Linked DNA regions of Homo sapiens: region 2 is linked to region 1. The links are chromatin loops, found by intact Hi-C in ENCODE. Cell type or tissue: OCI-LY7. All regions are shown on one strand. Each heading gives the region's core, and the rest is flanking DNA. Links, peaks and the distances in the headings are about the cores only.

Region 1 (14,669 bases), core at 7,505-10,004:
ATGGCGTGATCTTGGCTCACTGCAACCTCCACTTCCTGGGTTCAAGTGATTCTCTTGCCTCAGCCTCCTGAGTAGCTGGGATTACAGGTGCTCGCCATCGTGCCCGGCTAATTTTTTGTATTTTTAGTACAGACGGGGTTTCACTATGTTGGCCAGGCTGGTCTCGAACTCCTGGCCTCATGATCTGCCCACCTCAGCCTCCCAAAGTGCTGGGATTATAGGCATGAGCCACCGCACCCAGCTTTATTTTTAACAAAAGGCAGCAACATCAATTTTAGTTTCACAAGAGAATAAGAAATCAGAAATGAAATGGAAGGAATTACTGAACTTAAGATAACTGTTTTGGGGCTGGGCGCGGTGGCTCACGCCTGTAATCCCAGCACTTTGGGAGGCTGAGACGGGGTGGATTAACTGAGGTCCAGAGTTCGAGATCAGCCTGACCAATATGGAGAAACCCCGTCTCTACTAAAAATACAAAATTAGCCAGGCGTGGTGGCGCATGCCTGTAATCCCAGCTATCGGGAGGCTGAGGCAGGAGATCACGCCATTGCACTCCAGGCTGGGCGACAAGAGTGAAACTCCATCTCAAAAAAAAAAAAAAAAAAAAAAAGATAAATGTTTTTTCACCCCATGAGACAAATTAGTTTGTAATCAATTCCATGTGTTAAGAAAAAAATTAAACATTTAGAGGCTTTATTTTTATTTTTGAGATGGAGTTTCCCTCTTGTCGCCCAGGCTAGAGTGCAGTGGCACGATCTCCGCTCACTGCAACCTCCGCCTTCCGGTTTCAAGCAATTCTCCTGCCTCAGCCACCCGAGTAGCTGGGATTACAGGTGCCCGTCAGCACGCCAGGCTAATTTTTGTATTTTTAGTAGAGACGGGGTTTCATCACGTTGACCAGGCTGGTCTTGAACACCTGACCTCAGGTGATTCCCGCCCGCCCGCTGCCTACGGCTCCCAAGGTGCTGGGATTACAGGCTTGAGCCACCATGCCCGACACCATTTAGAGGCATTTTAAAAGAATTCACATTAGTTTGGCCCGGTGCGGCAGCTCAGGCCTGTAATCCCAGCACTTTGGGAGGCCGAGGCGGGCAGATCACGAGGTCAGGAGATCGAGACCATCCTGGCTAACACGGTGAAACCCGTCTCTACTAAAAAACACAAAAAAATTAGCTGGACGTGGTGGCGGGTGCCTGTAGTCCCAGCTACTCGGGAGGCTGAGGCAGGAGAATGGCGTGAACCTGGGAGGCGGAGCTTGCAGTGAGCCAAGATCATGCCACTGCACTCCAGCCTGGGCGACAGAGCGAGACTCTGTCTCAAAAAAAACAAAACAAAAAAAATTCACATCAGTTTAAATTGGCACGTGCTATTCATCACCTGATATAGAGCAATTCATTTAACTATCTTCTGATCTGTGGCTATTTAGGTTGTTTCTGCATAGGTTTTTCCTTTTGTATTTAAGATTTGTTCACTAAAGGCAAAATTCCATATATAGATTATGAAGTCCGAGTGTGGGATCTGGAAGCAGTTTCTGAAAAGGCTGAAGCCATTTATAGCTCCATCCTTCCCATTCCATTCTTGTCTTCTCCAAACATGGCTTAGGCTTAGTCTTTTTTTTTTTTTTGAGACGGAGTCTCGCTCTGTCACCAGGCTGGAGTGCAGTGGCGTGATCTCGGCTCACTGCAACCTCTGCCTCCCAGGTTCAAGAGATTCTCCTGCCTCAGCCTCCTAAGTAGCTGGGACTGCAGGCCACCCATCTAATTTCCACCTAGCTAATTGTTTTATTTGTATTTTTAGTAGAGACAGGGTTTCATGTTGGCCAGGATGGTCTCAAACTCCTGACCTCAGGTGATCTGATTGCCTCCGCCTCCCAAAGTGCTGGGATTACGGGCGTGAGCCACTACGCCCGGCCGGTCATTCTTAAAAGTAAATGTTTTTGTTTGTTTGTTTTGTATTGAGGTGAAACTCACATAACATAAAACTAGCTTTAGAGATCGGGTTCTCACTATATCTCAAACTCCTGGCCTCAAGCAATCCCCTCGCCTTGGCTTCCCAAAGTGCGGCAATTACAGGCATGAATCAATGCGCCTGGCCAAAACCAATTATTTTATTTATTTTCTTTTTTTGAGATGGAGTCTCTCTGTCGCCTAGACTGGAGTGCAGTGGCATAGTCTCAGCTCACTGCAGCCTCGGCCTCCCAGGTTCAAGCGATTCTCCTGCCTCAGACTTCCGAATAGTTGAGATTACAGGCACACGCCACCATGTCTGGCCAATTTTTTAATTTTTAGTACAGATGAGCTTTTTAGTAGAGGCCAGGCTGGTCTCGAACTCTTTACCTCAAGTGATCTCCCTGCTTCAGCCTTACCAAGTGCTGGAATTATAGGCGTGAGCCACTGCACCCGGCCCAAACCAACCATTTTATTTTATTTTTATATATTTTTGTGTGTTTTTTTTTGTTTTTTTTTTGTTTTGTTTTGTTTTTGTTTTTTTGAGACGGAGTTTCGCTCTTGTTGTCCAGGCTGGAGTGCAATGGCGCGACCTCGGCTCACAGCAATCTCTGTCTCCGGGTTCAAGCGATTCTCCTGCCTCAGCCTCACAAGTAGCTGGGATTACAGGGATGCACAACCACGCCCGGCTAATTTTGTATTTTTATTTTTAGTAGAGATGGGGGTTTCTCCATGTTGGTCAGGCTGGTTTCGAGCTACTGACCTCAGGTGATCCGCCCGCCTGGGCCTCCCAAAGTGCTGGGATTACAGGTGTGAGCCACTGCCCCTGGCCAAAGCCAACTCTTTTACAGTGAGCAATTCAGTGGCATTTGGTGCATTCGCACTGTTGTGCAACCCCCATCTCTATCTCACTCCAAACATTTTCTTTCTTTTCTTTTTCCTTTTTTTTTTTTTTGATGGAGTCTCAACTTGTTACCCAAGCTGGAGTGCAATGGCGTGATCTCGGCTCGGTGGAACATCCGCCTCCCAGGTTCAAGCAATTCTCCTGCTTCAGCCTCCCGAGTAGCTGGGATTACAAGCGCACGCCACTACACCCGGCTAATTTTTTGTATCTTTAGTAGAGACAGGGTTTTCACCATGTTGGCCAGACTGATCTCGAACTTCTGACCTCGTGATCCACCTGCTTCGGCCTCCCAAAGTGCTGGGATTACAGGCGTGAGCCACCGCGCCCGGCCGATAAATGAAATTTAATCCTCGTTTTCCTCCTCTTCGTCCTGGTTAATTTGGAAGTAACGTAATTCGTAACTCTGTTTGCTGTTAGCAACTACGCGCAACCAATCATGTAGATTATTCTTCTTCAGATATTTTTTGGTGAGATATTTCAAATACCTGTTGGAAAAGGGCAGCTTGGATGTCACGCTGGTCTTGCTCTTGCTCCCTTCGATGGTCACTACCCCTCCACCAAAGTTCCCAGCTTTTCCGTTCATTTTGATCCTTTCTTGGAAAAACTGCTCAAAGTTGGCAGCATCCATGATTCCATCTTCTACGGGGTGGGTGCGATCAAGAGTGAACTTTGGAACCTGCTTCCTTTTTTTTAGCCCTCCTTTACCACAAGCTTTTTCATGGGCGCCATGGCGGTAGCGGAGGCAGAAAGAAGGCAACATTTGTTTGTTTGTTTGTTTTGAGATGGAGTCTCTCCCTGTCACCCAGGCTGGTAGTGCAGTGGTGCAATCTTGGCTCACTGTAACCTCCGCCTCCTGGGTTCAAGCAATTCTCCTGCCTCAGCCTCCCTAGTAGCTGGGACTACAGGCGCCCGCCACCATGCCCAGCTAATGTTTGTATGTTTAGTTGAGACGGGGCTTCACCATGTTGGCCAGGCTGGTCTCGAACTCCTGACCTCGTGATCCTCCCGCCTCGGCCTCCTATAGTGCTGGGATTACAGGCGTGAGACACCGCGCCCGGCAGGAAGACAAATGTTTTTACAGGAAAAAAAGGAGGAGGATTACATAATTGTTCTGACATAATTATGGTTGGCTGCAAAGATCAATAACAGAGGTGACCGTAGTCTGAGGCTGGACAGGCAGCTGCTTGGCGGATGTCCTTGCAGTAGTCTTTTTTGTGTAAGGTCGCGAAGGCGTTTGTGCAAGGTTGTGGTTTTTCTAGAGTCTTTTATCAGGCCTGCAAGCACGGGAACCCTCTCTTCATGGCCTTCCCTGGTTCTATTTGTCAGGGTTTATTTATTTATTTATTTACTTACTTAACATCCATGACTTCATTTTGATTCTGACAACTTTCACAACATCATGGGTTGAAAGTAGTAACTTGTGTTTTACTTCCATTTATTTAAATACTTCTAAGAGCCAAGCTTTTCTGTAAGTTTTATTAATGAATCATTTTTCCTCTTCTGTAAATTCATTGCCTGTTGATTGTGATCTATTGATATTTTTGAATTTTTCTTAGTGATTTAAAAAATTATTTCTATAATAAAGATATTAGGCTGGGTGAGGTGGCTCACACCTGTAATCGTAACACTTTGGGAGGCTAAGGCGCGGGGATTGCTTGAGCTCAGGAGTTTGAGACCACCCTGGCTCCTCCTAAATGATTGAAAGGACACAACATAATGGATATGCTGTAATTGATAAAGAGACCTTAAAAAAAGTAAAATCAGGAAGATTACCAAATAATTGGTCTGCTCAAGCTTGCAAGTTATTCGCACTTAGGCCCTAAAATATTTACAGAACCAGGTAGGAACTATCTATACTGACTCTAAATATGCTTTCAGAGTATCTCATACATTTGGAAAAATTTAGGCTGAGCGAGAACTATTTAACAGTAAAGGTAAGGAACTTGCTCATGAAACACTAGTTGTTCATGTTCTTAATAATCTTCAATTACCGGAAGAAATAGCCATTGTCCATGTTCCAGGACACCAACCTAATTTTTCTTTTAAAAGTCAAGGAAACGGCCGGGCGCGGTGACTCACGCCTGTAATCCCAGCACTTTGGGAGGCCGAGGCAGGCGCATCACGAGGTCACGAGATCGAGACCATCCTGGCTAACACGGTGAAACCCCGGCTCTACTAAAAATACAAAAAAATTAGCCGGGCGTGGTGGCGGGCGCCTGTAGTCCCAGCTACTAGGGAGGCTGAGCCAGGAGAATGGCGTGAACCTGGGAGGTGGAGCTTGTAGTGAGCTGAGATCGCGCCACTGCACTCCAGACTGGGCGACAGTGCTAGACTCCCTCTCAAAAAGAGGAAAAAAAAAAAGAAAGAAAGAAAGAAAGAAACTTAACAGAATGCAGTGAGGTCAGGCACTTCCAAGAGCTGACCCATCAGTCAGCCCTTATTCATCCCCGAGTGGGTGTATGGTGGTATTTTGGAGAACCTTTACTGGACACTTTGCCAAATAATTGGAGCGGTACTTGTGCTCTAGTTCAGTTAGCTATCCCTTTTACCCTGGCATTTCATCAACCAGAAAAACAAACAAACAAAAAAACATGACATCGTAAAACAAGAGAAGCCTCTCGTAGGTCCTTTGACCCCCATGTTTATTTAGATACAACTGACGTTCCACGAGGTATATCAGATAAATTCAAAGCTAGAAATCAGAGAGCTGTGAGGTTCAAATCCCTTCTCCCACAAATAACAATTAATAAGAATGTAAATTGGATAAACAATATTTATTACTATCAACAACAATTTATTAACTATACTTAAAGATGCTATTAAAGGAATAGCAGAACAGTTAGGATCCACTACTAAAATGGCTTAGGAAAATAAAATGGCTTTAAATGTAGTATTAGCCGAGAAAGGTGGTGTTTGTGTTATAATTAAAACCCAATGTTGTGTACAACCTTCATCCCAAATAACACGACTCCTAACAGAAGTATAACCAGAACCTTACAAGGTCTCACTGCTTTATCTAAAGAGCTTACTAGAAATTCTAGAATTAATAACCCTATTTCAAATTGGCTAGGACGATGGTTTGGTCAACGGAAGGAAACTATAACCTCAATTCTCACTTCTATTACTACCGTAATAGGTACACTTCTCCTTCTCGGATGTTATACCATGCCTCTGGAAGCTAATGACAAAATTAATAACGACAGTTCTTACCAAAACTACTAAAACCTATCTTAACTCTCCTCCACCTTATTCTAAGAGATTTCTCCTCTTAAAAGCTCAAGTAGAACAATTAAGCCAAAACATGCTAAAACAGTTTAAAAAGGAAAAATTATAAAAATTAAAAGGGAAGGAAATGTAGAAAGCAAAAGTTCCTCTTCAAAGCTTCCCCTTTAAATCATAAATGTTATTAATATCTTTTCTCAGAACTAACTTTCTTCAAATTTCTTATTTTATAGTAATAACTCTCTGTTAAGCCTTAGGTAGCAAATGTAACAGAATAAGCACACTCTGACTTCGGTATCTGTGCTAAACATGCTCACAGGCACGTAGTACATTCTATGTCCTTGTACCTTTGTCAAAATATTCGTGCTGGACGTGCCCAGGCATGTCCCAGCTTGCAGCCTACACTCTTCCTTATTTAGGAATATTATTACTTTTCTAAGTCCTTTCGTAAGGAACATCCTTTTTTCCTATGTTCCTCACTGCTTTTACCTATTTAAAAAATTTTTGAACTGTTAGCTAATCGGGTTTTAGTTTAAATTGTGAGGTCTGGCTGCAGCCAATGAAGTCAAAACACAGCAATAGGGACCTCATGCATAAGGAATAAATATTCTTCAGTTGTATCTGACTTTTAAAAATTAGACGTATCATTTTGATAAAAATCGAATAAGAGAGGAAAGGAAAGAAAAGAAGGGAGAAAAAAATAGAATTCCAAAAGTCCAGAAAGGTACAGAAATGGAAAGTCAAAAAGTCACTCCTCCCACCCACCACCCGAGTCCTTCTCCCCAAAGGCCCCCTATGTCTACAGTTGATCGTGACTGATGTGACCGCGGGCGGGCCACGGAGCCTCTGTCTGAGCCTGTATTTCATCAGTTTGATGTGGAGAAAACGGCTCGTTGGTAGGATCCTTGAGGATGTAATGCGTGAACACTAAAGCGCTTACCAATACCGCCCCCGCACGTTAAGAACTGTATATTGTTGGCTGCTGCTCCTGCTGCTGTTGTTACCGTGATGCCAATCAGAAACATTAATATACTCACACATTTGTGTGCATATCTATAATTTTTTGACATAAAAATGAACCTATTATGCTCACTGCCGAGCACCCTGTTTTTTCTTCCCTCGAACTCTCCTTGGAGGGGAAGGAACCCTCGTAAGGGCCCTAATTCAGTGTTGCAGGCACACCTGCGATGTGCACATCCTCTTATACCTACTCTGTATATTTTGGAACACCGAAAAGCATCGCCAACAAAGTCTCCCCTCTGTATTTAAAAATACGAAAGTACCCGGCCTCCCCGTCGGGGAATCGAACCCCGGTCTCCCGCGTGACAGGCGGGGATACTCACCACTATACTAACGAGGACAAGCCGTACTGTGTTCCCTGCAGCTCCCTTCTTATGTCCATACCATTCTCTCGCTATCGTTCCTAACCTTTCCGGGCCATCCAGGCTCCGCGCCGGGCACCCTGGCTGCTGGGCTTATCCAAGGCGGGTAGAGGCCCCTTTGAGTGGCTGGAGGCACTGCACGTTCCGAAGCTAAGGCACCTGAACTAGCAGAGCGAAGGGCACTTCCTGTATCACCATCCCCAGAAAAGACCAACACAAGGGGTAGGGGATGTAGCTCAGTGGTAGAGCGCATGCTTTGCACGTATGAGGCCCCGGGTTCAATCCCCGGCATCTCCAGACTTTTCCGCCTTTTTCGGGCAAATTACAGTCACGTGGTTACAAAAGCTTGGAAGAGGACCCAGGCAACCCTCAACAACCTGCCTGCGAAGAAAGCTCCCTTGGAAGGGGCTGCGCCAGCACATTTCCCTGCCCCTAATCACAAATGCCCTGGGCCCCTCCACCGGAGATTCGCGTTCAGTAGGTCAGTGACGGGGCCGGGAATCTGCCATTTGAAACGAATACTCCCAGTTATTTGTTTCATCAAGCAGATAGAAAAACATGGATTCCTTAGAAAGGTTCTGCAACTGACCATTCATTAACTCCTGAGGGCCTCATGTCAGGTTCCGTGCATGCACTGAGCACCTACTGTGTGCCGGGTAAAGTGTACGTCCCCTGGTATCCCTGGATAAGACAGGCCAGGCAAGCTTTCTCAGCCTTTTTGGACTTTATAGTCCAGTCCTGGAGACTTAACAATAAGCAAGTAGCGATACGTTTTATGAAGACAATAATAGCGATGAGATGGAAACTCAGGGGTGCAGGAGTGGGGGTTGCTTTAGATTAGCTGCCAGGGGAGACCTCTGCAGAAACAGTGCTTCCAGCGAAGGAAACGGCAGGTGCCAAGGCCCTGAGGCTGGAGGAAGGGCGCTCAGTGTTGAAGGGGCAGGAAGAAAGCCATGCCCTGGAGCTTAGTGAATGAGGATGAACTTTATCTTCGAAGACACTGGAAGGCCTGACGCAGGGGAACGCGACCAGATTCAGGTTTGAAAAGGCTCCCTCTGGCTGCCATGCGGAGAACACACCCTGGGCGTGGGTGGACGTGGGGAGATCGGGAAGGAGGTGCAGCCACCGCCCAGGAAGCTGCTGGAGACTTCCTCCAGGGGTGCTGCAGAGGAAGTGCGAGCCTGATGGAGTTCAGGACAAATGCTGGACGTGGTTGCATAGTATTTCCTAACGGAGGGGTAGCACGCTTTATTACCATTCCTCCTAGGGATTCGGGTAATTTTGTTTCCTCTCACTGAAGTCTTGTAGTCAGTGATCTGGTGCATGCGTTTTCCTTGCCTTCTGGCGCCGGTACCTCGATGGGGCAGATGTCCACAGGGAGCAATGCAGGGTCAAAGGGCATGGATACTTTTACAAACGTACTTCTCTGTCGCCCAGGCTGGAATGCAGTGGTGCGATCATAGCTCACTGCAGCCTCGAAATCCTTGGCTCAAGAGACCTCCCAGCCTCCCCAAAAGCTGAGACTACAGGTATACTTCACCACCTCCAGCAAATATTTTTCTTTTTTTTTTTTTTGTAGAGACAGGGGTCTCGCTATGTTGTCCAGGCTGGTCTCGAACATCTGGCCTCAAGTGATCCTCTCACCTCAGCCTTCCAAAGTGCTGGGATTACACGCATAAACACCATGCCTGGTTTATTTTAAATATTGCTAGATTTTGGGCCAGGCATGGTGGCTCACACTTGTAATCCCAGCCCTTTGGAAGGGCGAGGTGGGCAGATCACCTGAGGTCAGGAGTTTGAGACCAGCCTGGCCAACATGGTGAAACTTCATCTCTACTAAAAATATAAAAAATTAGCTGGGTGTGGTGGCACACACTTGTAGTCTCAGCTACTCAGGAGGCTGAGGCAGGAGAATCACTTGAACCCAGGAGGCAGAGGTTGCAGTGAGCAGAGATTGCACCACTACACTCCAGCCTGGGCAACAGAGCAAGACTCTGTCTCAGAAAAAAAAAATAAATAAAAACAATAAATATTGCTGGATTTTTTTCTAAAGGCTGTGGCAACTTACATATTCAATAACAATGTATGAAGGTGCTCTTTTCCTTATATTCTCAGCACTGGGTATGGCCATGATTATTAATTTTTCCAATCTGTTGGGTAGGAAGTAGAACTGAATTATTTCTCTGCTTTTTTCCTGCCTACTTTCTAGGGTGTGCATGTTTTCAGGTATCTACCAGCCATGCAGATGCAGGTTTTTGTGTTTTTTTTTCCAGATGGGAATCTCACTCTGTCATCCAGGCTGGAGTGCAGTGGTTGATCTCAAATCTCCACAACCTCCACTTCCTGGGTTCAAATGATTCTCATTCCTCAGGCCCTCGAGTAGCTGGTATTACCGGTGCGCGCCACCATGCCTGGCTAATTTTTGTATTTTTTCATTCAAGACGGTGTTTGGCCATGTTGGCCAGGTTGGTCTCGAACTCCTGGCCTCAGGTGATTTATTTGCCTCGGCCTCCCAAAGTGCTGGGATTATAGGTGTGAGCCACTGCACTCGACCTTAGATGCAGTTTTTTTTTGTTTGTTTGTTTTTTTGAGAGAGAGTTTAGCTCTTGTTGCCCAGGCTGGAGTGCAGTGGCACAATCTCGGCTCACTGCAACCTCTGCCTTCTGGTTTCAAGTGATTCTCCTGCCTCAGCCTCCCGAGTAGCTGGGATTACAGGCGCTTGCCACCACGCCTGGCTAATTTTTGCATTTTTAGTAGAGACGGGGTTTCACCATGTTGGCCAGGCTGGTCTCGAACTCCTGATCTTGTCTGACCTCGTGATCTGCCAGCCTCGGCCTCCCAAAGTGCTGGGATTACAGGCATGCATGAACCACCACGCCCGGCCTAGATGTAGCAACTAATTTTTTCATGGCCTTTGCCCGTTGTGTTTTTCTCACCAAATTGCAATAGCTCATCCAATAGTATGACGCTGTTTATCATGTTTTGCAGTATTTTTCATCTATTCTTTCATCTTCTAACTTTGTTTATACAATTTACCATGTCAATGTAAGATTTCGATAAGGTAAAATGTCTCCCCTTTCCTTTATAGTTTCTGGGAAGTTTGTTTAACTTTGTTTTTGTTTGTTTTGCTTTGTTTTTTGAGAGAGACAGGGTCTCACTCTGTCGCCCAGGCTGGAGTGCAGTGGCACGATCTTGGCTCGCTGCAACATCTGTCTTCCGGGTTCAAGTGATTCTTCTGCCTCAGCCTCCCAAGTAGCTGGGATTACGGGCGCCTGCCACCACACTGGCTAATTTTTGTATTTTTAGTAGAGACGGGGTTTCACCATGTTGGCCAGGCTGGTCCTGAACTCCTGGCTTCAAGCGATCTGCCTGGCTTGGCCTCCCAAAGTGCTGGGATTATAGGCATGAGCCACCATGCCTGGCCTTGTTTAATTTGGAAGCTTTTTCCAGTGTTCTTACAAATATTCACTGCAATTTACTTTTTAACATTTGCCCTACCATGTTTTGGGGACCCAGGATGGTAAGCAAGACAGAAGATCTGCTGTCACTGGGCTTGCTGTCCAGAGTGGGTGGCAGGCAGGCCACCCTCCCTAGGGAGGCGTCTAGAGGGGCTTGCCTCTGAAGATGAGAAACCAGAGGGAGCAGGAGTTAGGCTCAGAGCACCACAGGAGAGGGAACGGCACCTGCGGAGGCCAACAGGGCTGCTTCGGGGAAGGTGGAAGGAGAGCAGGTTGGCCCTTGGGTGTGGTGTGAGTGGAGTGTCCGTGCAGGTCCAGTCTCAGAGGCCACGTTTGAGTTGGCCTTGATCCCTTGGGTAATGGGGACTCTTCATAGGGCTTTAAAGCAGGGCAGTGGCCGGGCGTGGTAGTTCACGCCTGTAATCCCAGCACTTTAGGAGGCCCAGGCGGGCATATCACCTGAGGTCAGGAGTTCGAGACAAGCCTGGCTAACATGGTGAAACCCTGTTTCTACTAAAAATACAAAAAATTAGCTGGGTGTGGTGGCGCTCACCTATAATCCTAGATACTCGAGAGGCTGAGGCAGGAGAATCACTTAAACCTGGGAGGTGGAGGTTGCAGTGAGCTGAGATCACATCATTGCACTCCTGCTTGGACACCAAGAGCGAAACTCTGTCTCAAAAAAAAAAAGAAAAAGAAAAAGAAAACGAACAAAAAATAAAGCAGGCTGGTGACGTGATCTGATCTGGGACACGATTTTCACAGAGGACAACCTAACCATTTCTCTTTTATCTTTTTTTTGAGATGGAGTTTCACTCTTGTCATCCAGGAAAGCAAGAAAAAGGCAGTGCTTGCCTGCGGAAGGGTTCATCCATTTCTTTCTTTTTTTTTTTTTGAGATGGAATCTCGCTCTGTCGCCAGGCTGGATCTGCCTCAGCCTCCTGAGTAGCTGGGATTACAGGCAGCCACCACCACGCCTGGCTAATTTTTGTATTTTTAGTAGAGATGGGGTTTCACCATGTTGGTCAGGCTGGCCTCAAACTTGTGCCCTAAAATGATCCACCCACCTTGGCCTCCCAAAATGCTGGGATTGCAGGTGTAAGCCACCACGCTCGGCCACCTAACCATTTTTCAAAGGGAAGAATCCCCAAGTCTCTTGACCTGGCAATCCCACTTCTTGGCATTTGTCTTGTGGATATACACCCAGGTATGAAATGACTTGTCTATAAAGATGCTCAACACATCTTTGCTCATTATAGCAAGGTTAGGAAGTACCCATTGCTGGGACTGATTTTAAAAACAATGGTAGCGCTACCTAGTGTGAAATGTTCTGCAGCTGATAAAAAGGACGGGCCAGGCCAGGTGCAGTGGCTCACGCCTGCAATTCCCGCACTTTGGGAGGCCAATGCAGGAGGATTGCTTGAGCCACGGAGTTCAAGACCATCCAGGGACTGGACACAATGGCTCACACCTGTAATCCTAGCACTTTGGAAGGCTGAGGCAGCTGTATTGCCTGAGCTCAGGAGTTCGAGACCACCCTGGGCAACATGGTGAAACCCTGTCTCTACCAAAAATTAGCTGGGCATGGTGGTGGGCGCCAGTAGCCCCAGCTACTGAGGAGGCTGAGGCAGGAAAATCACTTGAACCCGGGAGCTGAGATAGTGCCACTGCACTCCAGCTGGGTGAGAGTTGAGACTTCATCTCCAAAAAAGACCAGCCTGGGCAATATAGTGAAACCCTTTCTACCACAAATTTTGAAATTAGCTTGGTGTGATGGTGTGCGCCTGTAGTCCCAGCTCCTCAGGAGGTTGAGGTGGGAGGATTGCTTGATCCTGGGTGGTCGAGGTTGCAGTGAACTATGATTGTGCCACTGCACTCCAGCCTGGGTGACAGATAATGTCTCTTTTAGAGACAGTAGGGAGGGTCTTTTAGGGTCGCAAGACCATTCGGGGGGAAAGAACTGCCTCTTTGACAAATGGCGATGGGACTGAGAACCACATGCAAAAGAATGTTGACCACCTGACCACACCATATATGCAGAAATTAATTCAAATTGGATGAAAGTTTTTTTTTTTTGAGACTTTGTCTCAAAAAAAAAAAAAAAGAAAAGCTAAATGACATTGGCCAGGCAATGGTGCTCTTGGTTTTTTTTTTTTTTTACTCTTAGGTATATACCCAAGAGAATGGAAAATATACATCCACACAAACAAAAACCTGTACATCAATGTTCACAGCAGCTCTATTCACAATAGCCAAAAGACGGAAACAAATAAAAATGTGGTCTATCCATACAATGGGGTATTATCCAGCCATAGGAAGGAATGAAGTACTTCAGGAGCTCAAGACCAGCCTGGGCAACATAGCAAGAGCTGTCGCTACTAAAAATTTTAGCCCAATATGGTGGAGTGTGCCTGTAGTCCCAGCTATTTGGGAGGTAGGAGGATCACTTGAACCCAGGAGATGGAGGCTGCAGTGAACTAGGATCGCACCACTGCACTCCAGCCTGAATGACAGAATAAGATCCTCTTGAAAAAACAAGCAACAAACCAGGCGCGGTGGCTCACACCTGTAATCCCGGCACTTTGGGAGGCGGAGGCAGGTGGATCACGAGGTCAAGAGCTCGAGACCATCCTGGCCAACATGGTGAAACCCCGTCTCTACTAAAAATACAAAAATTAGCTGGGTGTGGTGGCATGTGCCTATAGTCCCGGCTACTCGGGAGGCTGAAGCAGAAGAATCGCTTGAACCTGGGAGGCAGAGGTTGCAGTGAGCCGAGATTGCGCCACTGCAGTCCAGCCTGGTAACAGAGCGAGACTCCGTCTCAAACAAACAAAAGCAGCAAAAGAGATAAATGTCCAGAACGGGCAAATCCAGAGACAGAAAGTGGATTCGTGGGGCTTGGAGCTGGGGAACTGGGAGAAATAGGGGCAGACTGCTGATGGGTACAGGGTATCTTTTTAGAGCTATAAAAATGCTCTGGAATCAGGTCATGGTAACGGTTGCACAACTGTGATACACTAAAAGCAACTGTATACCTTAAAATGGGGAATTTTATGGTGTGCTAATTACATAACATTTTTTAAGAAGAATTGCCTAATTACAACTGTGGATGCTCTGCTGTGGTTGTGGAGTGCAATGAGGAGGCAGGGACGTCCCTGAGGAGGCTGCCCTGGCGCCTGAGACACTGGTGGGAATGACAGCTTCCGCTTTCATCTCAGAATTGCTAGCCCATGTGCGGTGGGATTTTAGGAAAGCTGGAGGTCAGTACTTTCGAGTGGGAAATAGCCCAATTCTACATGTTAGTGAGGAGTTCAAGTCCTCCTCAATCACCGGGCGGGTCAAGCGAAACGTGTCTGCAGGCTGCCCTGGCTCATGGCCCTGCCTTGGGCTCCTGGGGAGGAACATAGAGTGAGAAGGGCCGGGCTGCCATCTCGGCTCTGGGGCAGGTGGGGAGAGGTTGCTGCTTGGGCTTTGAGAGCAGCCAGGGAGGTAAGTAAACCCAGTGAGGAGAGGCCTCCTTAAAGCAGACAGCAGTGCTGGGAAGGCAGGTCGGCCACCAGGCCACGTCCCGGGACAGCACACTGGCCACCTGGGTGTCCTTCCCCAAGTGCATTCCACAACACAATCTGGGTGCAAGGAACATTTTATTCCATAACTGTCTCCACCGAAGCCGCAGAAGCAAAGCCAGGAGCAGAATCCATTCTGCCAGCGCTGGGCTCTGGGGAGACATCTGTGCCCTCACCATGGAGGACAGAAG
Region 2 (14,669 bases), core at 7,390-9,889, 57 kb before region 1:
CAAACTACAGCCCGAAGGCCAAACCTGACCCCCAGCCTGTTTTTGTAAATAAAGTTTTATTGACCTGACCCCCAGCCTGTTTTTGTAAATAAAGTTTTACTGGAACCCAGACACACCTATTCATATAGTTTATGGCTGTGTCCAGGCTACAGTGGCAGAGTTGAGGAATTTTAACAGAGGCCCTGTAGTGCAAAAAGTTAAAATAGTTATTATCTGTTGCTTTACAGAAAGAGTTTGTCAATCCTTGGACTAAACAATTGCTGTGGTTGAGTTTTAATAATACATATGTGAGTTTCAGATTAGTACAATCATATTACTTTCCTTTTAATAAATATTATATTCCTCATGGAGTTTAGTTCAGAGAACTCCACATGCCCCTGCACACACACAGACACACACATTGACACACACAGACACACAAACACATGCAGAGACACACACAAACACAGACACATTGACACACACAGACACACACATTAACACACTCAGACACAAACACATGCAGAGACACATACAACACACAGACACACAAACACACACACAGACACACACATTGACACACACACACGGAGACACACACATTGGCACACACAGACACACAAACACATGCAGAGACGCACACAACACACACAGCCACACACACAATATTTTACTGAATTTGAATAAATATCTCTTTTTTTCTTTATTTCTACACAACAGGGATATAAAAATAAATATCAGGCTGGTCAGGGTGGCTCACGCCTGTAATCTCAGCACTTTGGGAGGCTGAAGCAGGAGGATAACTTGAGCTCAGGAGTTCAAGACCAACCCTGGCAACACAGTGAGACCCTATCTCGAAAATAATTTTTTCTAATTTAAAAGAAAGGAGAAGTTGGGGGTGGTTCACAGGTACAAAAAAAATCATTTGAAAGAATGACTAAGACCTACTGTTTGCACAATGGGGTGACTAGAGTCAATAATAACTTAATTGTACATAGTAAAATAACTAAAAAAGTAGAATTGGAGGCTGGGTGCGGTGGCTCACGCCTGTAATCCCAGCACTTTGGGAGGCCGAGGCGGGCAGATCACAAGGTCAGGAGTTCGAGACCAGCCTGGCCAACATGGTGAAATCCCGTCTCTACTAAAAATACAAAAATTAGCTAGGCATGGTGGTGGGCGCCTGTTTTCCCAGCTACTCAGGAGGCTGAGGCAGGAGAATCACTTGAATCTGAGCGGCGGAGGTTGCAGTGAGCTGAGATCGTACCATTGCACTCCAGCCTGGGCAACAAGAGCAAAACTCCATCTCAAAAAAAAAAAAGAGTAGAATTGGATTGTTTGTAACACAAAGGATGAATGCTTGAGGGGATGAACACCCCATTCTCCATGACATGATTATTACACTTTGCTTGCCCATATCAAAACATGTATCCCATAAATAGATACACCTACCGTGTACCCACAAAAATTTTAAAAATTAAAAAGATGATCCACTCAGAGGTCAAATACAAGATACATGCTGATGGGGACAAGTAATACCTCAGAGAGTTTTTGTGAGGATGAAATTAAACAAGTGTGATGATAGATACCATTGGTGCCTTTCTGAAATTCATGCTTTCTCACCCCTTCTTTCTTGAAGGCAGAGGGTCTATCTGCTTCCCGGCAGTCACAGATGCTCAAAGAGGGGGACCTCATTTTCCCATCTGGAAGAAATCCTGATTATTCTCAGCCATCTTGGTAATACAGTTCCTCTCACTACGATTGGCTTAGGGGTGGACATGTGAGCACATGCTGGTGAAAAACACGAGAGGGGGTGAGCTGGGGGAATTCTTGCAAAGGTTTCATTGCTGATAAAAATGGACCAAGGAAGAGATGCTTCCTGCATGTGTCCTGTTGGATGAGATGCCCAGACAGAGGCAGCCACTGTGCCCTGCAGAAAATGCCAGAGCAGAGAGATGCAGAGAACCTGGCTTTTCAGGGATCCCCTTGACATTGAAACTGAGAGCCAGCTGGGCGCAGTGGCTCACGCAGGTAATCCCAGCGCTTTGGGAGGCCGAGGCGGAAGGATTGCTTGAGGCCAGTAGCTCAAGACCAACCTAGCCAACATAGTAAGACCCTGTCTGTATTTTTAAAATAAAAATATAAATAAATAAAATTTAAAAAGAAATTGAGAACGCCAGGCCCCGTGGCTCATGCATGTAATCCCAGCACTTTGGGAGGCCAAGGTGGAAATATTGCTTGAGGCCAGTAGTTCAAGTCCAGTCTGGCCAATATAGTGAGACCCTGCCTCTATTTTAAAAATAAAAAGCCTGGGCACAGTGTCTCACACCTGTAATCTTAGCACTTTGGGAGGTCAAGGCAGGTGGATCACCCAAGGTCAGGAGTTCGAGACCAGTCTAGCCAACATGGCTAAACCCCGTCTCTACTAAAAATACAAAAATTAGCCGGGCATGGTGGCACATACGTGTAATCCCAGTTACTCGGGAGGCTGAGACAGGAGAATCGCTTGAACCTGGGAGGTGGAGGTTGCCATGAGCCAAGATCACGCCATTGCACTGCAGCCTGGGCGACAGAGTGAGACCCCATCTCAAAAAAAAAAAAAAAAAAATGAAATCGAGAACCCCAAAGCTGCCCTATCTCAGGACTTCCCCTTATATGGAAATAATAAATATCTTTATTGTTAAACCTCTTGGGTGCTTTCTAGGACTTTCAGCCAAAAGCAGTCTCAATGGCTACAGATATAAACCCGGCTGGCAAGTAGCCAGCAGCCACAATCAACAGTTTTATTGACTTTGTCCTTCAGTGAGTATTCACGGAGTGCCCTCAGTGCACCAGGACTGGGCACTACAGCTCATGAAAAGGGGTTTCTTTCCTAGAGGTGCACTCCAGAGGCTGCAGACAGACACCAAAGCAAGTCCAGGAATAAGGCATCAAAACAGCTTCAGATAATGTTCAATACTGGCAAGAAACAAAACCCAGCGGTTTGAGAGAGAGCGAGGGAGGGTGTGGGCTCTCTGGAAAGGTGACATCTAACAGAGAACTGAATGAAGAGCCAACCATGGGAAGACCCAGAGAGAGCATTCCAGGCGGAGGGCACGGCACACGCAAAGGCCCTGAGGTAGGAGTGAACGTTGTGCGTCGGAGGAACTGAACCGTGGAATGTGAGAGCATCACAATCGTGGCAGCAGCTTTCAAGAAAGTATGTAAAAGCGAACAAAAGGTCCACAGTCCGAATTTCTCGCCTCCCTTTTTTTAAATTTTTTAAATTTTTTTTTTTTGAGACAGGGTCTCTCTGTCGCCCAGGCTGGAGTGCAGTGGCGCAAACTTGGCTCACTGCAGCCTCAAACTCCTGGGCTCAGGCAATCCTCCCACACCAGCCTCCAGAATAGCTGGGACTACAGGCACCTGCCACCATGCCTGGCTAGTTTTTGTATTTTTTTTGTAGAGATGAGGGTCTCACTGTGTTGCCCAGGCTGGTTTCAAATTCCTTGGCTGAAGGGATCCACCTGCCTCGTCCTCCCAAAGTGCTGGGATTACAGGCATGAGCCACTGCACCCAGCCTTCTCCCCTTTTCTTTGGGCTTTTGCTCCCGGGCCCAGTGTTTAAGGGCTCTGCTATGTTGGAATCGGAGATGAGTTTTTGAGGTTCACTTTCTAACTCAAGAGAACCACCTGACCTCTCACCGTGCATGGGCCTGAAGAACACAGGCTCTTTTTTTTTTTTTTTTTTGAGACGGAGTCTCACTCTGTCACCAGGCTGGAGCGCAATGGCGCAATCTTGCTCACTGCAACCTCCACCCCCCGGGTTCAAGCGATTCTCCTGCCTCAGTCTCCCAAGTAGCTTGGATTACAGGCGCCCGCCACCATATCTGGCTAACTTTTGTATTATTAGTAGAGACGGGGTTTCACCATGTTGGCCAGGCTGGTCTCAAACACCTGACCTCGTGATCCGCCTACCTCGGCCACCCAAAATGCTGGGATTACAAGCATGAGCCACCATGCCCTGCCAAACACAGGCTTTTAAAATGAAAGCCGAAGTTTCATGCTTCAGCATAACCAAACAGCTCCATGTCCAGCTAGTCCCCATCTGTTTTGCCTGTTTTCCTACTGGACCAACATTTTCCTTCCTGCCCAGAAAACTGCAGCTCTTGCCACTGGCCCCTTGTCTCCAACACCCACCCGCTCTGCCCAGGGCCCACTGAGGCCCAGGGATACCGTCCACAGCATCAGAGAGGCCAGCTGCCATGGAGCGAGGCAGGAGGTGCCTCCCTGAAACCAGCGTGGGTACCAAGAACACTGGAGCTTAGGAGATGCCCTTACCCTTCAACGCAGAACCACAAAGCTGTCAGTTTCTTTCCTGAGGGGGAACTGTTCTTAGGCTGCAGGCCGAGGCGTCTGCCAGGGATGGCTGGAGCCCACAGAGAAGCTGGTTCCAAAAATATTCTTTGGGCTGGGCGCAGTAGCTCACGCCTGTAATCCCAACACTGGGAGGCCGAGGCAGGAGGATTGCTTGAGCTCAGGAGTTCAAGACCAGCTTGGGCCACTTGGCGAAACCCCATCTCTACAAAATACAAAAATTAGCTAGGTGTGGTGGCAAACGCATCTGTAGTCCCAGCTACTCCAGAGGCTGACTCAGGAGGATCGCTTGAGCCCCGGAGGTTAAGGCTGCAATGAGTCATGATCACGCCACTGCCGCCCAGCCTGGGTAGCAGCGTGAAACTCTGTCTCAAAAAAAAAAAAAAGGTGGAGGGGGCCAGGCGTGGTGGTTCATGCCTGTAATCCTAGCACTTTGGGAGGCCGAGGCAGGTGGATCACTTGAGGTCAGGAGTTCGAGACCAGCCTGGACAACATGGTGAAACCCATCTCTAATTAAAATACAAAAATTAGCCAGGCATGGTGGTGGGCACCTGTAATCCCAGCTACTTCGGAGGCTGAGGCAGGAGAATCACTTGAACCCAGTGAGCCGAGATCACACCACTGCACTCCAGCCTGGGAGACAGAGCAAGACTCAGCCTCAAAAAAAAAAAAAAAAAAAAAAAAAGACAAAACAAAAACAAAAACAAAAATATCCTTTGGAAAACAATGGGCAGAAATATCTTTCTGGACACATCTGGTGGTAGCTGAGGCTCCTGTTTGGGCAGGGATGGGCAGTGCCAAGGAGGACCACTGGATACACACTCACAGGGTCATTTGTCAAACTTCTTTTCAGAGCAAGGTTTTGCTCTGTCACCCAGGCTGGAGCGCAGTGGGGTGATCACAGCTCACTGCAGCCTCAAACTCCTGGGCTCAGGTGATCCTCCCTAGTAGCTGAGACAACAGGCACCCGCCACCACACCCAGCTCTGTCAGACTGTGCCGACTGAGCACTTCCTATGGGCAAGGGGGCACGTTAATCACCTTCTCATAAAGATCACACACCAGTGGGACAAAGAGATTCTTCTCACACCAATGAGTCTGCCGTGACACCTGAGAAAAACGCTTTCAGGGAGAGGAATCCACCTCGGTGAGGGCGCATTCCAGGGGCACAGAGTGGACCTTTTTCAAAGCGAGTGGGATTGTGTTACTTCCTGCTTGAACTCTGTTGGTTTCCTGTTGCATAAACTCCAGGTCCTCCCCGGGCTGCCCTCCTCTGCCTCCCTCTCCGCTCTCTGGGATGCAGCCACCCTGGCTTCCTTCAGGTTCTTCTTATGGGGTCAGCCTGTGCCCACCGCAGGACCTCAGCACAGGCTCTGAGCCCCGCTTCAAATGCTCCTCTTGTTTAAAAGGGCTCCACGGAGGCTTTTTTGAGGGGCAGCTCCAACATCACCTCCTCAAAGAGGCCTTCCTCAACCAGCCCATCTAAAGTAACCCTCTTCTCTGGCACAGTGGCTCACACCTGTAATCCCAGCACTTTAGGAGGCTGAGGTGGGCCGATCACTTAAGTTCAGGAGTTCGAGACCCTCCTGGCCAATATGGTGAAACCCCATCTCTCCTAAAAATACAGAAATTAGCCAGGTGCGGTGTGCACCTGTAATCCCAGCTACTCGGGAGGCTGAGGCAAGAGAATCACCTGAACACGGGAGGCAGAGGTTGCAGTGAGCCGAGGTTGCACCACTGCACTCCAGCCTGGGCGACAGAGTGGGACTCTGTCTCAAAAAAAAAAAAAAGAAAGAAAAGATTAACTGGGCGTGATAGGTGTGTCTGTAGTTCCAGCTGCTCCGGAGGCTGAGGCGGGAGGATTGCTTCAGCCTGGGAGTTCAAGGCTGCAGTGAACCACGATTGTACCACTGCACTCCAGTCTGGCCAACAGAGTGATACCCTGTCTCTAATTAACGAATGCTCTTTATGTCGTCGTCCTGTTCTATATTCATCACACCCTGGCATCATCTGTCCTGATTTTTCACCACTTGTTTCCTCCATGTTTCTGTAGAGAAACACCACGAGGGTGCTGAATCCCCAGCACCAGCACAGGGCCCGGTGCATACAAGGGGCATGATGGTTTGTGGAATGAATGAATGAATGCATGAATGAGGGACCTAACCCCATTGGAGGAAGTCAGGAAAGGCTTGCTGAAGAAGTGGTATCTGAAGTGGCATTGACGGGTGAGAAGGAGTTGGGCTGTGCACCCCGACTTTGGCCAGTGATTAGAACTCCCTGGGGGCCAGCGCTTGTACCCCGCCCTCAGCGGTTTCCCAGGGTCTGGGTCGGGCACAGGGGTTGGTGTGTGTTGAAACTCCCTGTGTGATTCTCATATGCACACTAGGCTGAGAACCGTTCATCATGGGCCTTTGTTCTCCTCCAGGTGTTCTCCAGAGCAGCAGCAGCACCAGGCCACCTGGAAATGTGATAGAAATGCAGGTTCTCAGGCTGGGTGTGGTGGCTCACACCTGTAATCCCAGCACTTTGGGAGGCCAAGGCTGGAAGATAACTTGAGCCCAGGAGTTCGAGGCCAGCCTGGACAACATAGTGAGATCCCATCTCTGCAAAAAAATTTTTTTTTAATTAGCCAGGCACGGTGGCAAGTGCTTCTAGCCCCAGCTACTCAGGTAACTGGGTAGAATTGTGTCCCTCCAAAAAATGATATGTCCAAGTCCTAGGCCCCTGGTCCCTGTGATTGCAGCCTTATTTGGAAATAGGGTCTTTGCAGATGCAATTAAATCAACAGGAGGGCCTGCGGGATTCGGGCGGGGCCTAATCCAATAGGACAGGGGTCCTTATAAGAAGAGGGACATCGGGCCGGTGGAAGGATCTCTTGAGCCTGGGAGGTCGAGGCTGCAGTGAGCCATGTTCACACCACTGCACTCCAGCCTGAGCAACAAAGCAAGAGCCTGTCTAAGAAAGAAAGAGGAAGGAAGGAAGGCAGATTCTGAGTCAAAGAAAGGAAAATTGATTCTGAGTGAAAGGAAGGGAGGGAGGGAGGAAGGAGGAAGGAAGGAAAGGAAGGAAGGAAGGAAGGAAAGAAAGAAAGAAAGAGAAAGGAAGGAAGGAAAGAAGAAAGAAAGAGAAAGGAAGGAAAGAAAGAAAAGAAAGAAAGAGAAAGAAAGAAAGAAAAAAGAAAGAAAGAAAGAGGGAAAGAAAAGGAAGGAAGGAAGCAAGGAAGGAAGGAAAGAAGGAAAGCAGATTCTGAGTTCTCACCCCAGACCTGTGACTCAGACACTGGGGAGTAAGGCCCAGGAATCTGCATTTTCACAAACCCTCCAGGGGCTTCTGACTCACTCTGGAGTGATGGGTGAAGTGGAATCTTCCAGAAGGACAAATGCTTTCAGCCATGTCTGGTGTCAGAGGCAGGAGCTCCCACACTTATGTGCTGCCTGGCTCCTCACCAAGACAGGTGCTAGACTATCTCTGAGACTATCTTTTCCCTTGAGGCAGCTGAGAGCTGGAGCAGCTTCAGATGCCTCCAGATCCTGGGCCCTTGAACTTCAACTCGAACTTGGCTCTAAAGTGTCGCCCTCAGCAAGAGTCAACGCAATTGGGCCCTGGCTCCGTGAGGTGGACAGGGGCCTTGCTCGCTCCTTCTTCCCCAGCCCTGCCCCATGGGGGAGAGAGAGAGGTCGTCAGGTGAGACGGAGTTTGTTTCAGCAATGTGTTTATGAGTCCCAAGAACTTAGGATAAAGTTTCTGAAATACTAGCCTGAGGATGTCCCTCTTTGAGAAAAAGGGAAAAAGGACACCGCGGTTACCCCAGCTTTGTTATTCATGTAACAACGGCAGGGCATTTGAGTTCTTTCTGTTTTCATCCTACTTCCACTCCCACATCTAATCACTAACATTTCTCTTGTTTTGCTGTTTGTTGCTTCCTTTCATTCTCCCCATCTGAGGTGGGTAGAATTGTGTCCCTCCAAAAAATGATATGTCCAAGTCCTAGGCCCCTGGTCCCTGTGATTGCAGCCCTATTTGGAAATAGGGTCTTTGCAGATGCAAATGCAATTAAATCAAGAGGAGGGCCTGAGGGATTCTGGCGGGCCCTAATCCAATAGGACAGGGGTCCTTATGAGAAGAGGGACATCCGGCCGGGCGCGGTAGCTCACGCCTATAATCCCAGCACTTTGAGAGGCCGAGGTGGGCGGATCACCTGAGATCAGGAGTTCGAGACCAGCCTGCCCAACGTGGTGAAACCCCGCCTCTACTAAAAATACAACAAATTAGCTGGGCGTGGTGGTGGGCACCTGTAATCCCAGCTGCTCAGGAGGCTGAGGCAGGAGAATCCATTAGAACCCGGGAGGCGGAGGTTGCAGTGAGCCAAGATCGTGCCACTGCACTCCAGCCTGGGCAACAAGAGCGAAACTGCACCTCAAAAAAAAAAAAAAACAAAAAAGAAGGAGAAGAAGGACATCTTGTCACAGAGGCACATACAAAATGTCATGTGCCATTGAGGCAGAGATTGCAGTGCTGTATCTGCAAGCCAAGAAATGCCGAGGGCTGCTGGCAGCCACCAGAGGTCGAAGGAGGCAAAGAAGGCTTCTCCCCACCCCAGGCTTCAGAGGGCTCTGCTGATGCCTTCGTTTCTGATTTCTGCCCTCCAGAAAGGTAAGAAATGCATTTCTGTTGTTCTGAGCCACCCAGTTGGTGGCACGTTGTCCCGCAGGCCCAAGGGACTTACGTACCCTCTCCACCCTCTTCCTTTAGCCCAGCGAGCATTCTTGCGCTTGAGCAAACAGCAGAACCACCTGGAGGTTTAGTGAAACCCAGATGGCTGGCCCCGCCCCTGGAGTGCCTGATTCAGTAGGTCTGGGTGGGCCTGATAACTGCATTTTCAGCAAGTTTCCTGAACACGCTGGTGCTGCTGGTCTGGGGACCACACTTTGAGAACTGCTGATCCAGATCACACCATCTCCTGCCTGGATGACAGCTCCAATCCCCTAACTGGCCGGAACCCTCTCCCCTCCTCCCTTCCCCCTCCACCGGCAGGCAGGCTGAGCTTCCTAAAACACCTAGGAAATTGTCATTCCCCAGTGTAGAATCTCCAGGGGCCTCTCACGGTCTGCAGGACAAAGTCCAAACACCTTCGCAGGCCACTGCAATTGCCTGGTCTCAGCTGAGGTGCTCAACACAGACTCCCCACCCACCCCCAGGCACAGGAAGGAAGGGAGAAAGAGATGCTTTCAAGAATTGTTTTTGTTTTATCAAATAATTGTGAATAGACATAGTGTTAGTTTGCTAGGGTTGCCATGCAAAGCACCACAAACCGGGCCGCTTAAAGCAACAGAAAGCTGGGCGCAGTGGCTCATACCTGCAATCCCAGGTCTTGGGGAGGCCGAGGCAGAAGGATCACTTGAGTCCAGGAGTTCGAGAGCAGCCTGGGCAACATGGCGAAACCTTGTCTCTACAAAAAAATACAAAAATTACCTGGGTGTGGTGGTGCCTGGCTGTACTCCCAGCTACTTGGGAGGCTGAGGTGGGAGGATTATCTGAACCCAGGGAAGTTGAGGCTGCAGTGAGCCGAGATTGTGCCAGTGCATTCCAGCCTGGGTGACAGAGTGAGACCCTATCTCAAAAAAATACAAATATATGAATAAACAGAAAGTTTACTCTCTGGAAGTTCTGGAGGCTGGAAGTCTGAGATGGGGATGTCTGCAGGGCCACACTCCCTCTGAAGGCTCCGAGGCTCCTTCCTCACCTCTTCCAGCTTCCAAGGGGCTGGCTGGCAATCCTTGGAGCTCCTTGGCTTACAGATGCCTCTGCAGTCATGGGGCCATCATGACACCATCTTTCCCTGTACATCTGTGTTGACAAGATGGCTCTGCTCTTACAAGGACACCAGTACTGTTGGATTAGGGGCCCAACCTACTCCAGCAGGATGTCACCTTAACTCATCTGCAATGACCCTACTTCCAAATGAAGTCACATTCTGAGGCGTCAGAGGATGGGGCTTCAGCATATCTTTTTGGGGAACACAATTCAACCCATGACAGATTTTATTTTTCTTTTGAGACAGGGTCTGGCTCTGTCACCCAGGCTGGAGTGCGGTGGCACAATCGCAGCTGACTGCAGCCTTGACCTCCTGGGCTCCAGCAATCCTCCCGCCTCAGCCTCCCGAGTAGCTGGGACCACAGGGATGCACATCGTGCCCAGCATTTTTTTTTTTTTTTTTTTTTTTGAGATGGAGTCTTGCTCTGTCGCCCAGGCTGGAGTGCAATGGCGCGATCTCAGCTCACTGCAACCTCTGCCTCCTGGGTTCAAGTGATTCTGCTGTCTCGGCCTCCTGAGTAGCTGGGATTACAGGTACACACCACTACACCCAGCTAATTTTTGGTATTTTTAGTAGAGATGGGGTTTCACCATGTTGGCCAGGCTGGTCTCAAACTCCCCACCTCAGGTGATCCACCCGCCTCGGCCTCCCAAAGCGCTGGGATTATAGGCGTGAGCCACCGTGCCTGGCCTATTTTTTTATTATTACTTGTAGAGACAGGGTCTCCCTATGTTGCCCAGGCTGGTCTCCAACTCCTGGGCTCAAGTCATCCTCCCACCTCAGCCTCCCAAAGTGCAGGGATTATAGGTATGTGCCACTGCACCCGGCCCCATGGCAGATATTGATCATAATAATAGCTGATATTCATTAAGACTGAACTTCATGCACGGCAGTGTTCTAACTGTTTTACATTTTAGCTCATTGAATCCCACATTCACCTCTGGAGTCAAAACCAATATTATGTCTACTTTTCAGATGAGGAAACTGAGGCATAGAGAAATAAAGTAACTTGTTCAAGGTCACACAGGGACACAGCGGGGGAGTAACCAGGCCCGAATTTGAACCTGAGTTGTCAGATGCTGGAGTCTGAGCTTCACAAAATCCAAGTGAAACAGAAAGAACAGAAAGGTCTATTAGATGAAAACAAGGCCCTCCCTCACCCCCGACACCTGTACTCCTCTTGCAAAGTTTGGAAAACATTTGGTAATTAATGTTCTGCAAAAGCAAAGAGTAGAGAGTACAAGATCATCAAAGCACTGTCAGACCGTCAGACTGGCTTTTACCCACCTCACTGCGCAGTGGGAGGGTTATTTTGAATTCCAGCGGAGCAGCGGGGGCCCTTCCTTATCTTCGGGGGATAAGCTCCAGGATCCCTAGCGGATGCCTGAGACCTGAGATAGCACTGAACCCGGTATAGACTGTTTTTCCCCATGATAAAATTTAATTTATAATTCAGGCACAGTCAGAGATTAACAACAATAACTAGTAATAAAATAGGCCATGCGCAGTAGCTCACGCCTGTAATCCCAACACTTTGGGAGGCCAAGGCAGGCAGATCACTTGAGGCCAGGAGTTCAACATCAGCCTGGCCAACATAGCAAAACCCTGTCTCTACTAAAAATACAAAAATTAGCTGGGTTTAGTGACACATGTACTCGGGAATAGCTTGAACCCAGGAGGCAGAGATTACAGTGAGCTGAGATCATGCCACTGCACTCCAGCCTGGGCAACAGAGCGAGACTCTGTCTCAAAATAAATAAATAAATAAAACCAAGTAAAAAATTGAAATATATATATATATAGTATGTGTGTGTGTGTGTGTATATATATATATATAATTTTTTTTAGAGATGGGGCCTCGCTCTGCCACCCAGGCTGGAGTGCAATGGTGCGATCATAGCTCACTGCAGCCTCTACATCCTGGGCTCAAGCGATCCTCTCACTTCAGCCTTCGGAGTAGCTAGGACGGGACTACAGGTGCATGCCACCATGCCTGGCTGATTTTTTTTTTTTTAAGACAGAGTCTCGCTCTGTCACCCAGGCTAGAGTGCAGTGGAGCGATCTCTGTTCACTGCAACCTCCGCCTCCTGGGTTCAAGCAATCCTCGTGCCTCAATCTCCCAAGTAGCTGGGATTACAGGTGCCTGCTACCACACCGGCTAATATTTCTTTGTATTCTTAGAGACAGGGTTTCACCATGTTGGCCAGGCTGGTCTCAAACTCCTGGCCTCAAGTGATCTACCTACCTTGGCCTCCCAAAGCGCTGAGATTACAGGTGTGAGCTATCATGCCTGCTCTGAGTTTTAAAAAATTTTTGTTGAGATGGGATTTTGCTGTGTTTACCAGGCTGGCCTTGAATTCCTGGCCTGAAGCAATCCTCCCACCTCAGCCTGCCAAAGTGCTGGGATTACTGGCAGGAGCCACAGTGCCTGGCCCCCTCGTTATTTTTTATTTCTAGAATTTTCCTGGCAATTTTCCTTCATTCACATCCTTTGATGAACTTTGGCACCATTTTCTCAAATCTCCCAAAATTTTGTGTTAGTATTTTAACTGGGATTGTATGGATTTCTAGTTAAATTTAGCAAGCTCTTGGCATCTTTCCAAAGCTGATTCTTCCTCTCAAAGAACAAAGATTGTCTTCCCATGAATGCAAGTCTCTTTTTATATTACAACAATAGTAGAATTTTTTTAAAGCTTTTTATGTTTGTATCCTCCACATTTCTTGGGAAGTTTGCTGTTAAATATTTCATCAGTACAGTTGCTATTGTAAACAAGACCTTTTCTTTCATTAGAAGTAAAGTGGCTGGGCGTGCTGGCTCACGCCTGTAATCCTAGCATTTTGGGAGGCCGAGGTGAGCAGATCATGAGGTCAAGAGATCGAGACCATCCTGGCCAACGTGGCGAAACCCCGTCTCTACTAAAAATACAAAAATTAGCCGGGTGTGGTGGTGCACACCTGTAATCCCAGCTACTTGGAAGCTGAGACAGGAGAATCACTTGAACTCGGGAGGCAGAGGTTGCGGTGAGCCGAGATTGTGCCTCTGCACTGCAGCCTGGGCAACAGAGCAAGACTCAGTCTCAAAAAAAAAAAAAAAAAGTAAAAATCAAAGTTGTATAAAAAGGGCCAGGCGCGGTGGCTCACGCCTGTAATCCCAGCACTTTGGGAGGCCGAGGCGAGTGGATCACGAGGTCAAGAGATCAAGGTTGTAGTGAGTCGACGTCGCACTCCACTCCAAGCACCACTGCACTCCAGCCTGGCGACACAGCGAGATTCCATCTCAAATAAATAAATAAATAAAGTTAGATTTATAAAGTCGGGTCCAAAGATTGATTCCACAGATTTGGGATGAGCCCCTGAGAAAGCTGCATTTTCAACTAATCCATGCCCCAGCCAATCCTAAGGCAAGCTAATGTCCAAGAACCATTCTCACTGCCTACTACTGTCTGGCAGGGGCTGGGATATCATGGGAGACAAAAAGGCACAGTTCCTATTCTCAAAGAACTTCTATTTCAGTGCAAACCACTGTTTAAAAAAGTAAAAATCGGCCGGGCATGGTGGCTCATGCCTGTAATCCCAGCACTTCAAGAGGCCAAGGCGGGCAAATCACCTGAGGTCAAGAGTTCGAGACCAGCCTGGCCAACATGGCGAAACCCTGTCTCTACTAAATACAAAAATTAGCTGGGCATGGTGGCGGGCACCTGTAGTCCCAGCTACTTGGGAGGCTGAGACAGGAGAATCACTTGAACCTGGGAGGTGGAGGTTGCAGTGAGCCGAGATCACACCACTACACTCCAGCCTGGGTGACAGAGCAAGACTCTGTCTCAAAAAAAAAAAAAACAAAGTTGTATAAAAAGGTGAAAGCCACCTGTGTTAGGGTATACGTTAAGCTGCTAAGAGACCTCAAAATACAGTGACTCTAACAAATTAGAAACGTATTCCTCTCTCCCTTAACATCGCAGAGATGGCTGCTAGTCCAAGAAGGCAGGAGATTCGGCTCCACGTGGTCACCCAGGGACCCAGGGACCCCACCTCCTGCTGCTCCACCATCCCCAGGGACAGAGCTGGCTTCTCGAACCCTGTCCACGTTCCAGCTCAAAGGGAGTGGGAAATAGAGGTGGACAACCAGCTTCCCTTCTAACCATCTGGCCTGGAAGTGTTCCCGTCACATCATCCACCTGTATCTTATAGGCGAGAACATAGTCTCGAGGTCACACCTAGCTTCAGTGGAAGCTGGAAAACATCACCTCTGGCTGGGTGACATATGCCCATCTGGAATTTTAGGGACTCTAAAACTAAAAAGAAAAGAGGAATGTGGGCCGGGCATGACGCCTGTAATCCCAGCACTTTGGGAGGCCGAGGCGGGTGGATCACAAGGTCAGGAGTTCGAGACGAGCCTGGCCAAGATGGTGAAACCCCGTCTCTACTAAAAATACAAAAATTAGCTGGGCATGGTGGCAGGCGCCTGTAATCCCAGCTACTCGGGAGGCTGAGGCAGAGAATTGCTTGAACCCGGGAGGCGGAGGT

Evidence for each region. A loop is a pair of places that touch in the nucleus more often than their neighbours do. Peaks named below come from ENCODE experiments on the same cell type or tissue, not always from the same donor. Only the 100,000 strongest peaks of a DNase experiment are listed, where the experiment ranks them.
Region 2: a loop joins it to region 1, with 10 times the contacts of the local background. A loop is called at or near these places in 2 of 110 quality-filtered maps.

The regions. Positions count from the first base shown.
Region 1 is chr12:124,932,287-124,946,955 of GRCh38, forward strand. It overlaps TRA-TGC4-1 (tRNA-Ala (anticodon TGC) 4-1), which reads left to right and starts at 7,680; the gene lies at 7,680-7,751. It overlaps DHX37 (DEAH-box helicase 37), which reads right to left. Exons shown (of 27, transcript NM_032656.4): 27 at 14,540-14,669. TRD-GTC2-10 (tRNA-Asp (anticodon GTC) 2-10) reads right to left here and starts at 7,432; the gene lies at 7,361-7,432. It also overlaps the pseudogene RPL22P19. RefSeq lists enhancers at 5,737-6,936, 6,425-6,694, 6,975-7,214, 10,683-11,184 and a silencer at 7,395-7,474. In OCI-LY7, for the core only: CTCF peaks have their summits at 8,508 and 8,715; DNase peaks (open chromatin) are centred at 7,695 and 8,505; H3K4me3 peaks cover 1,660 bases; H3K27ac peaks cover 1,645 bases.
Region 2 is chr12:124,875,875-124,890,543 of GRCh38, forward strand. It overlaps LOC105370050 (a long non-coding RNA gene), which reads left to right. Exons shown (of 3, transcript XR_945488.3): 3 at 1,616-1,703. Among named protein-coding and RNA genes, the nearest start is that of SCARB1, 19 kb to the left of the region's middle. RefSeq lists enhancers at 8,705-9,392, 8,794-8,843, 12,138-12,247 and a cis regulatory region at 11,246-11,695. In OCI-LY7, for the core only: a CTCF peak has its summit at 8,888 (motif pointing right); DNase peaks (open chromatin) are centred at 7,817, 8,387 and 9,117; H3K4me3 peaks cover 2,250 bases; H3K27ac peaks cover 2,500 bases.